Regions from separate parts of the Homo sapiens genome. Here region 1 is linked to region 2. A link is a loop called in an ENCODE intact Hi-C map of the cell type or tissue named here. Cell type or tissue: HCT116. All regions are shown on one strand. Links, peaks and the distances in the headings refer to the core of each region. The heading gives the core; the rest is flanking DNA.

The links. A loop is a pair of places that touch in the nucleus more often than their neighbours do. Peaks named below come from ENCODE experiments on the same cell type or tissue, not always from the same donor. Only the 100,000 strongest peaks of a DNase experiment are listed, where the experiment ranks them.
Region 1: it touches region 2 in a loop (4-fold over the local background); 3 of 110 quality-filtered maps call a loop at or near these places.

What each region holds. Positions count from the first base shown.
Region 1 is chr9:85,822,582-85,826,980 of GRCh38, forward strand. It overlaps the pseudogene LOC389765. Among named protein-coding and RNA genes, the nearest start is that of AGTPBP1, 83 kb to the left of the region's middle. In HCT116, for the core only: a CTCF peak has its summit at 2,591; a DNase peak (open chromatin) is centred at 2,572.
Region 2 is chr9:86,274,341-86,278,739 of GRCh38, forward strand. All of the region lies in intron 1 of ISCA1 (iron-sulfur cluster assembly 1), which reads right to left. LOC124902194 (a long non-coding RNA gene) reads right to left here. Exons shown (of 2, transcript XR_007061634.1): 2 at 3,877-4,399. Among named protein-coding and RNA genes, the nearest start is that of ISCA1, 6.0 kb to the right of the region's middle. In HCT116, for the core only: a CTCF peak has its summit at 1,824; no DNase peak of the experiment used is centred there.

The DNA of each region.
Region 1 (4,399 bases), core at 164-4,163, 450 kb before region 2:
TTAATTTTATAGTTGTGGTTTAAAAGAGTTATAATAGTCTGGTGGTGGGCATCTGTAATCCCAGCTACTCAGGAGGCTGAGGCAGGAGAATTGCTTGAATTTGATAATCGGAGGTTGCAGTGAGCTGAGATTGTACCACTGCGCTCCAGCCTGGGCAACAGAGCAAGACTCCATCCCCCCGCCAAAAAAAAAGTTATAATATATAGAAATGTGATAAAATAAATTAACTATAAATTTGGGGTTGTAACTTTTCTTTTGTTTTAAGTTCCAGATATGCTTTCTTTTTCTAAATTTTCAGCTTCAGTTGTGGAGGGCCAAAAGGGTATCATTCTTCGAGCTATTCAAGAAATATTTCAAAGCATCTCTGAACATCCTAGCATTGACTTTAATGTGAAAGTATCTTATATAGAAGTGTACAAGGAAGACCTAAGAGATCTTCTAGAATTGGAGACATCCATGAAAGATCTTCACATCCGAAAAGATGAAAAAGGAAACACAGGTAAAGTAGCCCGCTTAATCAGTTGCCTTCATTCGCAGACAGACATGCTTTAATGCTTTAAGTTTCTGGATATATTCCAAGGAATCTTTAAAAACAGATGTAGAAGCAAAATGAATTTATTTTTACTTTTAAATTGAACAGCTTTATTATTAATCCCTCTCTTTTTTTTTTGAGATGGAGTCTCACTCCATCACCCAGGCTAGAGTGTAGTGGTGCGATCTTGGCTCACTGCAACCTCTGCCTCCTGGGTTCAAGTGATTCTCCTGCCTTAGCCTCCCGAGTAGCTAGTATTACAGGTGCGCACCACCATGCCTGGCTAATTTTTGTATTTTTAGTAGAGACAGGATTTCACCATGTTGGTCAGGCTGGTCTCGAACTCCTGACCTCGTGATCCGCCTGCCTCAGCCTCTCAAAGTGCTGGGATTACAGGCGTGAGCCACTGCTCCCAGCCTATTAATCTCTCTTAAATCACTCAGATGAAAAAGTAGTTCAGACTGGTTGGTAAGGTGAAGTTATTAATTTGTAATGCAAGATACTGAATTCCTATCGTTCCCCTCTAGACTCACTTCAGGTGAGACTGTGATATAGGCTAAATTTGTTTTTGTATCTTTTTTCCTCTCAGCTCTACCATGAGATTGGAGGTGGCTTTTGCTTTAAGTGTTTATCAAAGTTGACCCAGAACTTGCCTTTCTTTTCTTTGATTTTTGTCCCAGCACACATACTTCTTTTTTTAAAGTTGAGAGTTTATATTTTTGTTTTTTGATATTGACATTTACCTGTTTGTTTTGTTGTGTTCCTCAAGGTCTGACTTTCTGCATTAGTAGCCTGTTAATTTCATTAACCAATACCCATTTGTTGGAAATGGGAGAAGGTTAGAATGGGAGGCTCAAACTGCAAATATTTTAAAGAATAACAATTTATGCTTTTCTAGTTTAAAAGCTAACATGTTCATCAAGAGTATTTTCAAAACAGGAAAGTGTAAGGAAGAAAGTTAAAAGATTATCTTTAATTCTAGAGCCTAGAAATACCAACATCTCTTTTTGGTGGGTTTCCTTCCAGAATTATTTTTCTAGGTACATATAATTTATTTATTTATTTATTTATTTATTTTTTTTGAGACGGAGTCTTGCTCTGTCACCCAGGCTGGAGTGCAGTGGCGCGATCTGGGCTCGCTGCAAGCTCCGCCTCCCAGGTTCACGCCATTCTGCTGCCTCAGCCTCCCAAGTAGCTGGGACTACACGCGCCTGCCACCATGCCCAGCTAATTTTTTGTATTTTTAGTAGAGACAGAGTTTCACCGTGTTAGCCATTATGGTCTCAATCTCCTGACCTCGTGATCCTCCCATCTCGGCCTCCCAAAGTGCTGGGATTACAGGCGTAAGCCACCGTGCCTGGCCCATATAATTTTTTAAAAATATGTACTTGCAACCCTACACACAGTTTTGCATTTTATATTTCACTTAATATTTATATTTTGAATATTTTCGCACATGATTAAATATTTTTCATACTTGACTCTTCATGTTTATATGGTAATTTGTCTTATGAATGTGTTTATAGTTATTTAATATTCCATTGTTGGACATTTAGGCTGTTTCTAGGTTTTAACTATTATTAAATAATATTGCAGTGACTATTCTTTTTTTTTTTTTTTTTTTTTTTTTTTTGGAGACAGGGTCTTACCTCTGTCAGCCAGGCTGGAGTGCAGTGGCATAATCACAGCTCACTGCAGCCTCAACCTCATGGGCTCAAGTGATCCTCCTACCCCAGCCTCCCGAGTAGCTGGGACTAACAGGCACCTGCCACCACACCTGGCTAATTTTTGTATTTTTTTGTAGAGACAGGGTTTCACCATGTTGCCCAGGCTGGTCTTGAACTCTTGGGCTCAAGAGATCTGCCTGCTTTGGCCTCCCAAAGTGCTAGAATTACAGGCGTGAGCCACCATGCCTGTCCTATTCTTGGATGTCTTCTTCCCCTAAAAACCATATTTAGTAGAATCTTCCTGGAGATCCTGCCAGAGGAGGGAATTTCCTAGCAGCTAGGAAAGTAAGATGGCTTTAGTCATTCAAATAGCAGCCTACAGGAGGCAGCAAATCTTGCATCTTTATAGCCCCTGTCCTGGCATTCCTGCATGGTTGAAGAAATTGTTTTTGTTTTTGTTTTTTTAAGAAGAAACTATATATGGTAGCTTATGGTCTTATTAGATAATTCAGTACAGTTTATCTCTTCTGGATAAAATTCAGACTGATGTTTTGAGCTCCTTTATCTTATGGAATACAATTATTGAATGTTTTCATCTTTTATCAAAGAGTTACAAAAATAATACATGCTTCTTTGTAAAATATCAAGCAGAATAGAAGTATATACACTTCACTATCACTCTTGATAAACTTGATCAAAATACTTCATATCTGATATCAATGCTGAAAAAATTTTGGAAGGATGTTACAAATGATCTTAAATTACAGTATGTCTTACATAATGTCCCACTCACAAGTAAAGTGCATTTGTTTGACATATTTCTTTAGAATCTCTGTATGAAGCAGTGATGTCCATGCTTGCTGCCACACAATTAGTACACGTGGGAAGCTTTTTAAAAATACTGATTTCTGGGTCCTACTTCACAGGGATTCTGATTTAATTGGTCTGAGATGGTACCTGGGCATTGGCACTTTCTTTTTTATAAAGCTACCAGGTGATTTGCATCTGCATTCAAGAACCATAGTGCTAACTTATAGCCTAACATTGGAAAAATTTAATGAAAGTTTTACTATGACTTACAGGACTTTAAATGAACTGGGTTGTTTAAAAAGCGTCATGATGGAAATAATGAAACTGAAATGATTATTTTTTAAAGAAATAGTGATGTGACAGTATCTGAGTAAAGAGGAATTATGGCAATATAATTTGAGCATGAAATCAGGAGCTTTCCTTCTCTGATTCAATTCCTAAGTCCACCTACTTCTCTTTGAAATATTTTTGGATATAGGCCGGGTGCGGTGGCTCACGCCTGTAATCCCAGCACTTTGGGAGGCCGAGGCGGGTGGATCACGAGGTCAGGAGATCGAGACCATCCTGGCTAACACGGTGAAACCTCGTCTCTACTGAATATACAAAAAAATTAGCCGGGCGTTGTGGCGGGTGCCTGTAGTCCCAGCTACTCGGGAGGCTGAGGCAGGAGAATGGCGTGAACCCAGGGGGCGGAGCTTGCAGTGAGCCAAGATCGCGCCATTGCACTCCAGCCTGGGGGACAGAGCGAGACTCCGTCTCAAAAAAAAAAAAAAAAAAAAGATCCCACTTGCGTCTCTTACTTCCTTCTTTCTACCCTCCCCTTTCATATTGCTTCCTGCTCACAATTCATACCCTTCTTGGCTCCTCTTCCTTTCTCCTTCGGTTAAAGTGTATTTTAATTTGTTATATTTATTAAATAGAACTCGGTGGATCTGGTTGTCAATTTAGAGACTGAAAATAAACTTGTTTCAGAAATAAAACTTAAGTTATCTTTTACTGAGTTTTTCTCCCTTTGTCGGTCAGTAGTTCTTGAAAGAAAAAATTACTTCATCTCTTGTGTTTGGAGTATAGGTTTTTAAAAAAACCAACAAATTAGCATATTTATTAATGTTTAAGGAATGTAGGCATGTACATGTATACATGTTATATGTACATGTATTGAGTTCAGATTTACATTTCCCCGCTTTTCATTCAGAAACTATTGTGTGAAGATTGTATGTCGTGGGAATAGTGGAGGACAGGACACACCTAGTTACTGCTTGCTTGGGTGGAGTTTGCAAGCTAGTGAGCAAATGAATGGTCCTTCAGTTGTTCCTGAGATAACATGGTTCCCAGCTTCCATGGTTCTGTCCATTTTTCAAAATAGGAAAACTTAAAAAGATAGCTTTTT
Region 2 (4,399 bases), core at 140-4,139:
AAATTTATGTTCCATTCTTGCCAGGGTACCTTATGGACTTTATATAGAAACACATAAACTATACCTAATTCAAAATATCCTCTTTATTTAAAAAAAAAATCTGCTAGCAACATCCTTTTAATCTTGCTCCTCAGTCCAGGTTGGTTCCCTGTCCTTCTCTCTATGGTGCTATTCACTCACATTACAAATGCTATTTTTCTGGGCAGCATCTATTTTGTGCACCAACTCTATGCCCAGGAACCAGCATGTTGCCTACGACAAAGAGCCAATGAAGGAATCAAGTATCTCACTGGGAAGGCCAACCTTCAGGTGTTTTTCCTGTTGATTATTAATCCTACTGCTTTTTTTTTTCTTACTCACAATCCATTTCTAATCCATCAAAATGCATAGCTTGAGGAAACAGTGTTACCAGCATAAAATAACCCAGGGTGTGCTTCTTGCACCAGTCCCACCAAATGCTCACATAGATTTTTTTCAACGTGGATTAAACCAACATCTCAGGAGATCTAGATGAACAAAACTAAGCTAGTCAATGACAGAAATAAGAACAAGGAGGAGCTGTTTCCCAGAGAAATGCTGTTTTAACATAGCTCAGCGGGCCTCAAAATGAGAAAAACATCACAGTTTGTGTGAAATAGGTCGGTGTTGCCAACCCCACTTCTTTGGGAAGGAGACTGTTCCCCGACATTCCTGGCCCACTTCCTAGCTGTGCCTCCAGGGCAGTCACCCTAAGTGGCTTCTCTGACTTCTATTCCCTTACTGGTGAAACAGGGATAACAGTTCCTCCTCCTCCTGATTCTTGTGAGGATTAAATATTTAAACTCATGGAAAGCATTCAGGACAGTGCCAGGCACAAAAATACCAAGTATTATTATGATTATGAGAGTACATCATAATGAAGACATTATGTGCGTCCTTCCTACTTTATCAGCTCCTCTAGCTGGCAGTGCTCTGCAGGCCCTCCAGTCCCTTGTACTGACATTTTACTGTACAGTAAAGTCTTTGAGACTGCTTGTGAAGTCTCAAAGTCTGGATATTACGACCTAAGACTTGGTAGTAAACTGAGGCCAGGACTGACACCTGGAAGAGCCAGCCCAATGGATGGCCCTAGAGTGTGCTCTCCTGCCCTGTCGGGGTTGGGGCTCAGCTAGATGAGCATGCTTAAACACAGTACAGACCCAGTTTAGAAGGGCATGAAAGCAATTTGGAATGTGAAGACCAACATGTCTTAAACATTTTAAATAGAAAACAATGCACTGCACTTAAAAACGTGAATGTTGTTTAGTAAAACTTTTAATTCAGTTATTAATATATAGTATCTGTGTATATACATTTCTTATTACATGTCACTGTAAAAAAACAAACCACTACCAGTAGGTGGGCCTCTAAAGGCCCATGGTTTCCCATGGTTCTGTCAGAAAAGGAGGCATGCAGTCCTCCAACGCAGGAAGTAGCACACAGGGTGGAAGGAGAAAACAGGGAAGAGCAGGATTATGGTTTTGTTTTTGTTTTTTGAGTCACAGAATACCAACTTTAAATAGTTACAGAAATAGTTATTATTTTTTAAAGTGCTCATTACCCTTCTAAAGCAGTGGTCCCAAATGTTTTTGGCATCAAGGACTGGTTTCGTGGAAGACAATTTTTCCACGGATAAGGGGAATGGTTTCTGAATGATTCAAATGCATTACATTTATTGTGCACTTTATTTCTATTATTACATTGTAATATATAATGAAATAATTATATAACTCATCAAAATATACAATCAGTGGGAGCCCTGAGCTTGTTTTTCTGCAACTAGATGGCCCCATCTAGGGGTGATGAGAGACAGTGACAGATCATCAGGCATCATTCTCATAAGGAGTGCACAAACTAGCCCCTCACACCTGCAGTTCAGACTAGGGTTTGTGCTCCTATGAGAATCTAATGCCCCTGATGATCTGACAGGAGGTGGAGCTCGCTTAGGTGGTAATGCTTGGCTTGCCTGCTGCTCTCACCTCCTGCTGTGAGGCCCTGTTCCTAACAGGCCATGGACCAGTACCAGTCTGTAGCGCAGGGACTGGGGACCCCTGTTCTAAGTGATTGTCAATAAAAGCTAGCTTTCTTATCAACCACATGTAAATTTTCACCATATTTTCCTATGTGCATGCTGAAGAAATTAATCACTTACTGTCAAATAAAAATAGCTTTCTGTAAGTTTATTTTAAAAAGGCATAGCCTGGCTGGGCCTGGTGCCTCATGCCTATATTCCCAACACTTTGGGAGGCCGAGGTGGAAGTATCACTTGAGGTCAGCCAAGGTGGAAGGATCACTTGAAGTCAGGAGTTTGAGACCAGCCTGGCCAACATGGTGAAACCCCGTCTCTATTAAAAATACAAACATTAGCTGAGGATGATGGCATGCGCCTGTAATCCCAGCTACTCCGGAGGCTGACGCATGAGAATCGCTTGAACCCAGGAGGCGGAGGCTGCAGTAAGCCGAGATCATGCCACTGCACTCCAGCCTGGGAAACAGAGTGAGACTCTGTCTCAAAAAAAAAAAAAAAAAAAAAAAAAAGGCATAGCCATGGAAAATATCCGCGGGAACTAAAATCTGAAACGTGGTCTTGGTTTAATCTGAGTGGATCAAAGGCACAGATGGGCACACCACTGCATGATCTAAACAAAACAAATGTGTCTGTCACACTACTCCGTTTACCAGCCCCAAATATATAATTTTTTTTATCTCCAAGTGGTTTTCTAAATTATCTAATTTGGTTTTACAAAGTCATCTATTTTCTTATTTTCTCAACTTTTAGCAGGAAACACTTAAATACAGTAAATGAAAGCAATTCGTGGGGATTGGTCTACTTATCACCAAGTTGCTGATGTTCACATCTCATACTGAAGGACTCTTTAAGGGAAAAGTAACATTCAACAGGAACCTGTGTGCCTGGGAAGCTGCTGTTACAGGAACTAAAATATGTCTTAATTTTCCTGTGCCAGGCCAAAACCAAACCTACTCCACTGGGAGGGTGTTACTAATGATGGACAACCCAGGTCAGTACTCAACCAAGGGAAAAGGTTCTTAGAACTTTCAAAGTGACTGATCTGATTTTCAGAACAAGGGAGAGTGGTTAAAAGGGAAGAGTTGGGACTTAAAAAAAATCGAGCTATAAGAGGTACTTTTTGTGTCTCAGTACCAGGGAGAGGCTAAGAATCCTACCCTGCTTTAAGTCTACATACTCTGGCAACTTTGTGCTTAGGTAAAATTCATGTGAGAAACAGCATAAAATCTTCAACTACACAGCATGCTGCAGGGCCTAGCAGCCTGCCAGTACCAGTGCACTTCCCAGAACAACTAAGAAACATGTAATTCTCAAGAAATTTATGTACTATTAATGAATATAGCTTACCTGAGATTTGGCCCATGTTTTAAAATTTAAGAGCTTCCTGAAGCCCACTAAAATATGATGGTTTTTACTCACATGCAAATCACAGGAATATGACTTTTAAAGTGAGAGGTTATCTTTGAGGTAAGGTATTTTGGCCTAATTGAAAAATAAATATATTTCCAAGATGTTTCCGCTGTTAAAATTAAGGGAAAAGGCATTGTAGATGAATGTTTTATCACTACTTCATAGCAACACGCTTTCTAATCCTTGTAGGAGAAACTTTTCATTCTCAATCCTGTATTTCTTTAAGTAACTCCCCAGGCAATTTTCATTTTTTGCTGTTTAAGAAAATTAAATTAAATTCAAAGCTAAAGTTAACTCTGTGATTATGCATACTAAACATGTGCCAACAACTACAACTTAATTTCTCTACAAACATGGCATTTTAATGTCAACATATCAATTTTCTGGGGGAACAAAAGATGGTAAATAAATAGAGCCAGTGAACAAGTACAGTGTATTTTATTAAAATCATTCTTTAACAGCCATGGCTGGCATTAGAGTGTCAAAATAAGAAAAGACAAAAGCATTCTCTTTTGTCTTTTCTTATTTGTGTATATGTGTATATACACATCCAAAATACATATAATATACAAATATATATTTGTAGGCCAGGTGTGGTGGCTCATGCCTGTAATGCCAGCACTTTGGGAGGCCAAGGTGGGAGGACGGCTTGAGGCCAGGAGTTTGAGACCAGCCTGTGCAACAGAGCAAGACCCTGTCTCTACAATAAATTAAAAAAAAAAAATTAGCAGTCAAGGTGACATGTGCCTGTAGTCCCAGTTACTTGGGAGGCTGAGGTGAAAGGATTGCTTGAGCCCAGGAGTTTGAAGCTGCAGTAAGCCATGATCATGCCACTGCATATGAGCCTGGGTGACAGAGGAAGATCCTGTCTCTAAAAAGAAAAAGGTTTGTAATCATGGCATATATACATAATTTTGCAGCCTCCATTGAAACAATTTAACA